Linked DNA regions of Homo sapiens: region 1 is linked to region 2. A link is an interaction called in ENCODE POLR2A ChIA-PET data of the cell type or tissue named here. Cell type or tissue: Panc1. All regions are shown on one strand. Links, peaks and the distances in the headings refer to the core of each region. The heading gives the core; the rest is flanking DNA. Region 1 holds the start of GLRX2 (glutaredoxin 2). Region 2 overlaps CDC73 (cell division cycle 73).

Region 1 (2,924 bases), core at 211-2,710, 85 kb before region 2:
TCAAACACTTAACAGCCTGTGATTAGCCCTTCAGGAGGGGTCTCTAGCTTGGTCTGGAAAGTTAAACTTGAGATTCCTAGAATCTTGCAAAACTGATAGAAGCTCCCAGATCAAGTAGATAGCGAGACAGACTCTCCGGCCAAGTGCGCAGTGGCAGGCGCGGAAGTGCGAGCCGGCAGGACCGCCAGGCACCAGCCGCGCGGGCGTGGGCAGCACAGCCGCAGTTCCCTTCCACTGCAGGTCCCGAAGCCGCTGATATTCCAAACGAGGAAGTGTAAGGAAAGCACTATCCTCGGTCTAGCCGCAGGCGGCATCACCATCAGTCAGCCTCTATCCTAAAAGCTCTGGCCATTCAGCGGGAATCATCGCCTTCACTTCCTGCAGTAGGGTGGCTAAGTTTAGCAAACAAGAATGCAGGACGCCCGGTCAAATTAGAATTGTAACCAAACACCAGAAAACTGTTCCGTTTTTCCTATGTCCACTGCAGTATTTGGGACACACTTGGACTAAGAATCATTCGCTCTTTCAGAGAAATTCCAATTGATTGCGGCGTCTTGTATTTTATGTAGCAATTCACAGAGGGATGGCCTAAGTGAACATGAGTGAAGTATTTTCAACGCGAGAGTCACAGGCTCCTGAAGTCAGCACAGCCGCGGAGGGCACCCTTCCCTGCCCATCCCTCGAGCGCCTCTGCGTGTTATGACTCAGAGCCCACGCGCTAGTACGCCTCGCCCACCCGGCGCCGGGGCAAAGGGGCACCTCCGCCCACCGCTTTCTCCAGACCCCCGCAAGGCCTGCGCACCACGCCGCGGCACTCCTGCCCGCTGACCCCGTACCCAGAGGCCGCAGCTGCCGCAGCTCCCGCAGCTCCCGCCGCCCTGTCAAGCCAGCCTGCCGAGCCGCTCCTGCTCCAAACCAGCCGCGTCCCCGCCAGCGCCGCGCGGCGCCAAATCATGGTCAGAGCCCGGATCTGCAGCGAGCTCTACTGCCGGACACCGCGGATCCCGGGAGCCCGCCTCCTCCGGCCCGGCCCCCGCCTTGCCCCGCCCCGTCCCGCCCCTCCGGACTGCCCGCGCCGCCGCCGGTCACCTCCTCGCAGCTGAGCGCGTCCTCCCAGGGCTGCCCGAGCGCTGGATTCCAGCGAGTGCCACCCACGTGTAAACATCCTTTAGAGGGGAGAAGCGGCTCACTTGCTTATCTCGAGGGTTCATCCGAGCCCCGCCTCTGGATTCTTTTAGGTTTAGGGACGCTCATAAAGGCTCCCAGGCACTTGGAAGCAGTGCATGAGGATGGTGGCAGACATGCTGGGGAAACGGAGGAGAAAAAACATGACCATCCAAAACAGAATCAAAGTGGTGCCTCAGATGTTTCCAACTACCTGTTACACAAGTTTTTGTGTGGATGAAATAAGAGCCTAAATATATCCTCTTATAATTAGGCAATTGGTCGAGACCCAATGTAAATTATGGGGATATTGGGGTTTACATCCATAATTAAAAGAAAAAATCCGGTGTTGAAGGTTTACTCCAAAGAAGACAAAGATTATTTCCCACCACCTGCCAAAAAAAAAAAATTAGGAAACAAAACAAAAGAAATTAGCACAGAGATGTTTCACCATGGCTTTGGAAATGGGCGATTGCTGTTGACAGGATTATTTAAGCCACTCAGTGGTGGTAATAATAGCCTTTGTGCGTCACTATTTAAGGTTGGGGGTAAGCCTTTATTTACTGAGGACACTGAAATTCATCTTAAAGTCAAAGGTCAAATGGTACATCTAAAATTCTAAACAATTATTACAACAATCCAGAGCTTTTTTGATTCTTCATGTTCAACTAAGTGTAAAATTCATGTTACCAAAGTACAAAATAAGAACTTGTATTTCTGACAGTTCTTTTCCAACATTCAAATGGGCTATGTTTGATTACTTAATAAAAGGATGGAAGTTAGTTGCAAAAATAAATACCCCCAAAGGGTAGGAATTCATTCTTTTTAAAGACAAATTTGACTTTGAAAATTAAGGCATGTGGCCAGGCGCGATGGCCTGTCCTGTAATGTGGCCATTACAGGACTGCCCGCTGACCCCGTACCCAGAGGCCGCAGCTGCCGCAGCTCCCGCAGTGGCCAGTCCTGTAATCCCAGCACTTTAGGAAGCCGAGGCGGGCGGGTCACCTGAGGTTGGGGGTTCAAGACCAGCCCCTCCAATATTGGTGAAACGCCGTCTCTACTAAAAATACAAAATTAGCCGGGCGTGGTGGCGCATGCCCGTAATCCCAGCTACTCGGGAGGCTGAGGCAGGAGAATCGCTTGAATCCATGAGGCAGAGTTTGCAGTGAGCCAAGATCACACGATTGCACTCCAGCCTGGGCAACAAGAGCAAAACTCCGTCTCATAAAAAAATAAATAAATAAAATAAAATAAAAATTAAGGTATGTTATCTATCTATAGTGTTGTGGGCTTTTTAATTTTTTTATAAAACTATTTTGGAAATTTATGGTGTTATGTTAGTTTTGAAGTCAAATTTTACCTCATCTCAAATTGTTTTATGAAATAAAGATCATTATGAGGTGAACCGATCATGTTACAATTTAATTTTAATACAGCATAGATGGACTATTATCAAGCACAGAATTCACTGGACAGATTTTTTTAAGGATTTCAGAATGTAAAGTACTTCAGAAGAAAGTGTTATGCCTGAATTCAGCATAATATATTAATAAATATATTGATAATTTTCAACTTCTTTGTGCTTCGTGGGGTAGCTACAGAAGTGATTATTATTTTTGGTCATAGTTGTGATGACTGCAATAGCAAGTTAAGAAATATGTCAGCAGACAGTAGAACGGTGGTTGCCAGGGCCTGGGAGAAGGTGGAAATGGGGAGATGTTGGTCAAAGGGTACAGAGTTTCAATTATGCGAGATAGGTA
Region 2 (2,924 bases), core at 213-2,712:
ATCATGGCCAGAGCTGTCCAGGCCGGTTTTAGCATTTTCCTGGGCATGTCTAGTATAGACTTCAAGGAGTCAGAATTTAAAGACAGGAATTGTAATGCCTCCTAATTGTCAGTTTTTACTGGGTATAGGAATAATTATTTTTGTATTCATGTAGTTAATGGTTTTGAATGATTATTACATGTTGAATCAGATGTAAATCTGCTGTTCAAGTGGCTACTAAATAGTAACTCATGGAGTTACATCATCTGTTTATCTATGTATGTACATTCAACAATATGTCCTTGGTAAAAAGATTAAAAGAGAAAGGTAGGGGGAGAGCACTTCAACCAGGGTGGATGATTTTCATCTAATGGGAATGAGCAAAATCCTTGAGTAACATTAGAAGGGAGACATGAATCTGGTCTTCTTATATTGGTCTCCTTTCCTGTTTGTGCTTTATTATGAGTGGTTGGTCCCTGAATTCAAGGAATTAATTTCAGCTAGGACTTACCAGAAATACCAGCTATTTTTTCCCATGTTGGACAAAAATCTTAATGTTTTAGATCAGGTATAATTTCCACCATACCACTCTGAAAACTGTCACTTGACACAATTATTTAGAGACCAATTTTAGTTTTATTGAGATGACTAGACAATTTTGCATGATGTTTGCTTGGAGTTTATTTCTCTTGACTGTTTTTATTTATAATCAGATGCAGTCTTTTTCATTACATAAGGGATTTGGACAAATGGCTTGTTTTTGGTTATTTAATATTAGTATAGGTAGTTTCCCCTTTTTGAAGAGAAGTCAAATGTTTATTAAAAGCTTGTAATTTTCCTCTAAAGTCAGTGGATGATTTATGAACCAGCTTTACTTTCCTTGAACTCACAAAGCAAGAATTAGCCTGATTGCAAATAAGCAATCTCAGAATGACCACAAGTGTCAGTGTTTGCCTGCCTTATTTTTCTCCTTCAGTTTTCTTGTGCAGCAGATAGGCATGTTGTTTAAGAATTTCTTTTGACTTGAAAACAAAGCTAAATTTAAGTGTCTCTTTCAGAACTAATTATAGACACCTTTATCTGTTTTAATTCATGCAAACTATTAACAATGAGCATTTACAATCAGCAGTGATTTGGCAAATACTTTATTATGCTTGTGTATTCCTTGGTTTTTCTGAGGCACAGCTGTTTCAGTCAGGAATAATACTCTTAGAGCTGTGGTTCTCAAGGGGGCAGTGGTAGGGGTAGTACTGATTTCTACGAGGTGTTCTAGAAGTTTGTGAGGATGTTTCTAGTTAACAGAATGATTTTTAAGGGCATTTTAGGGCCAGGGTAGGTAGTAGTCCAGTAGTGTGTGGGACAGTCTTTGTAAACAGCAAAGACTAGCTCTGTGTTCTGCAGGACTTCTGAGTGTTTCATTGGCTATCTGTGTAGGTGAAACACTTTTTTATAATTAAGTAAATTTAAAACATTGTTGGAACATAAAGTATATTTTGTTCAGTTTTAACGTGCACTGAATTATCTAGAAATGTAACTACAGTGTACAGTGAGGGAAGCTTGTACTTTGCTTTGTTCTAAACTTGGCCAATGGTTCACCATATCAAAAAATGAAATTGTGTTCATGGCATTTGAGTCACCAATATACCAGTCTATGGGCATTTGTAATTGTTACATTCACTATGACTTTATGTATAGGTATTAGCATCTGGTTAGTATATCTTCTGGTATAATCATGTCTGAGACTTACATACTGAAATGCATATTTTTATCATAAATCTCTCTTTTTGTTTGTTTTTTGAGACAGTCTCGCTCTGTTGCCCAGGCTGGAGTGCAGTGGCGTGATCTTGGCTCACTGCAACTTCCACCTCCCAGTTTCAAGTGATTCTCCTTCGTCAGCCACCCGAGTAGCTGGGATTACAGGCGTGTGCCACCACACTTGGCTAATTTTTGTATTTTTAGTAGAGTCGCGGTTTCGTCATGTTGCAGGCTGGTCTCAAACTCCTAACCTCAAGTGATCTGCCCACCTCGTCCTCCCAAAGTGCGGGGGATTATAGGCCTGAGCCACCACACCTGGCCTCTATCATTAATGTCTTTAAAAATTTTATTTGTATTAGTGTATTAATTTTTAAAATATATATGTAGATTGGTTGTATTACCTGTGCATTTCATTTCAGGTAGTTAAGAGGGGTCATTGTAAAGTATTTCTTATATAAATACTTGTTCCATGTAAAGTAAATATAAAGGGCATGTGTTGAATTTGATAGAACTGTGACATCCACTGGGTCAGCACCTTTGAATAAATTATTTCAGGCAGCTTACTCTCCATTCTCTGCAAACCCAGCATATTCTTGATATTTAAAATTATTAACACTATTAATTTATTTAAAGTATAACAAACAATTTGTAAATTCAAGTATATGTAAAATATCGAAACTTAAAATTCTACTAAAACTTTGCAAAGAGGCATAGTTACCCTAATATAAATTATTAGTATCAGAAAGTATTTATTTTAATGGCTGTAGTAGATACGAATAGAAAGCAAGTGTTGGGAGCCAAGCATGGTAGCTCATGCCTGTAATTCCAGCACTTTGGGAGGCCGAGATGAGCGAATCACCTGAGATTGTGAGTTCAAGACCAGCCTGGCTGACATGGCAAAACCCCATCTCTACTAAAAATACAAAAATCAGCCAGACGTGGTGGTACATGCCTGTAATCCCAGCTACCTGGGAGGCTGAGGCACGAGAATCACTTGGACCTGGGAGGCGGAAATTGCAGTGAGCCGAGATCGCGCCACTGCACTCCAGCCTGGGCGACAGAGTGAGACACTGTCTCATAAAAGACAAAACAAGAAAGCAAGTGTTGGAAGTAAGTAAATAGAATTTTTTTTTCCTAAAGGGCTTTTTTGAAGAAAGAAGGGAACATTGAACATGCTTGATTCATGTAGC

Evidence for each region. Peaks named below come from ENCODE experiments on the same cell type or tissue, not always from the same donor. Only the 100,000 strongest peaks of a DNase experiment are listed, where the experiment ranks them.
Region 1: POLR2A ChIA-PET joins it to region 2 with 16 read pairs; 3 of 35 experiments call an interaction of 5 or more read pairs at or near these places.

Annotation. Positions count from the first base shown.
Region 1 is chr1:193,104,428-193,107,351 of GRCh38, forward strand. GLRX2 (glutaredoxin 2) reads right to left here and starts at 987. Exons shown (of 4, transcript NM_197962.3): 1 at 837-987. The coding sequence starts at 955. RefSeq lists silencers at 776-875, 852-1,146, 926-1,165. In Panc1, for the core only: no CTCF peak of the experiment used is centred there; DNase peaks (open chromatin) are centred at 580, 731, 1,104 and 1,324; H3K4me3 peaks cover 1,427 bases; H3K27ac peaks cover 1,626 bases.
Region 2 is chr1:193,189,632-193,192,555 of GRCh38, forward strand. The region is part of intron 10 of CDC73 (cell division cycle 73); the gene reads left to right. Among named protein-coding and RNA genes, the nearest start is that of B3GALT2, 4.5 kb to the left of the region's middle. In Panc1, for the core only: no CTCF peak of the experiment used is centred there; no DNase peak of the experiment used is centred there.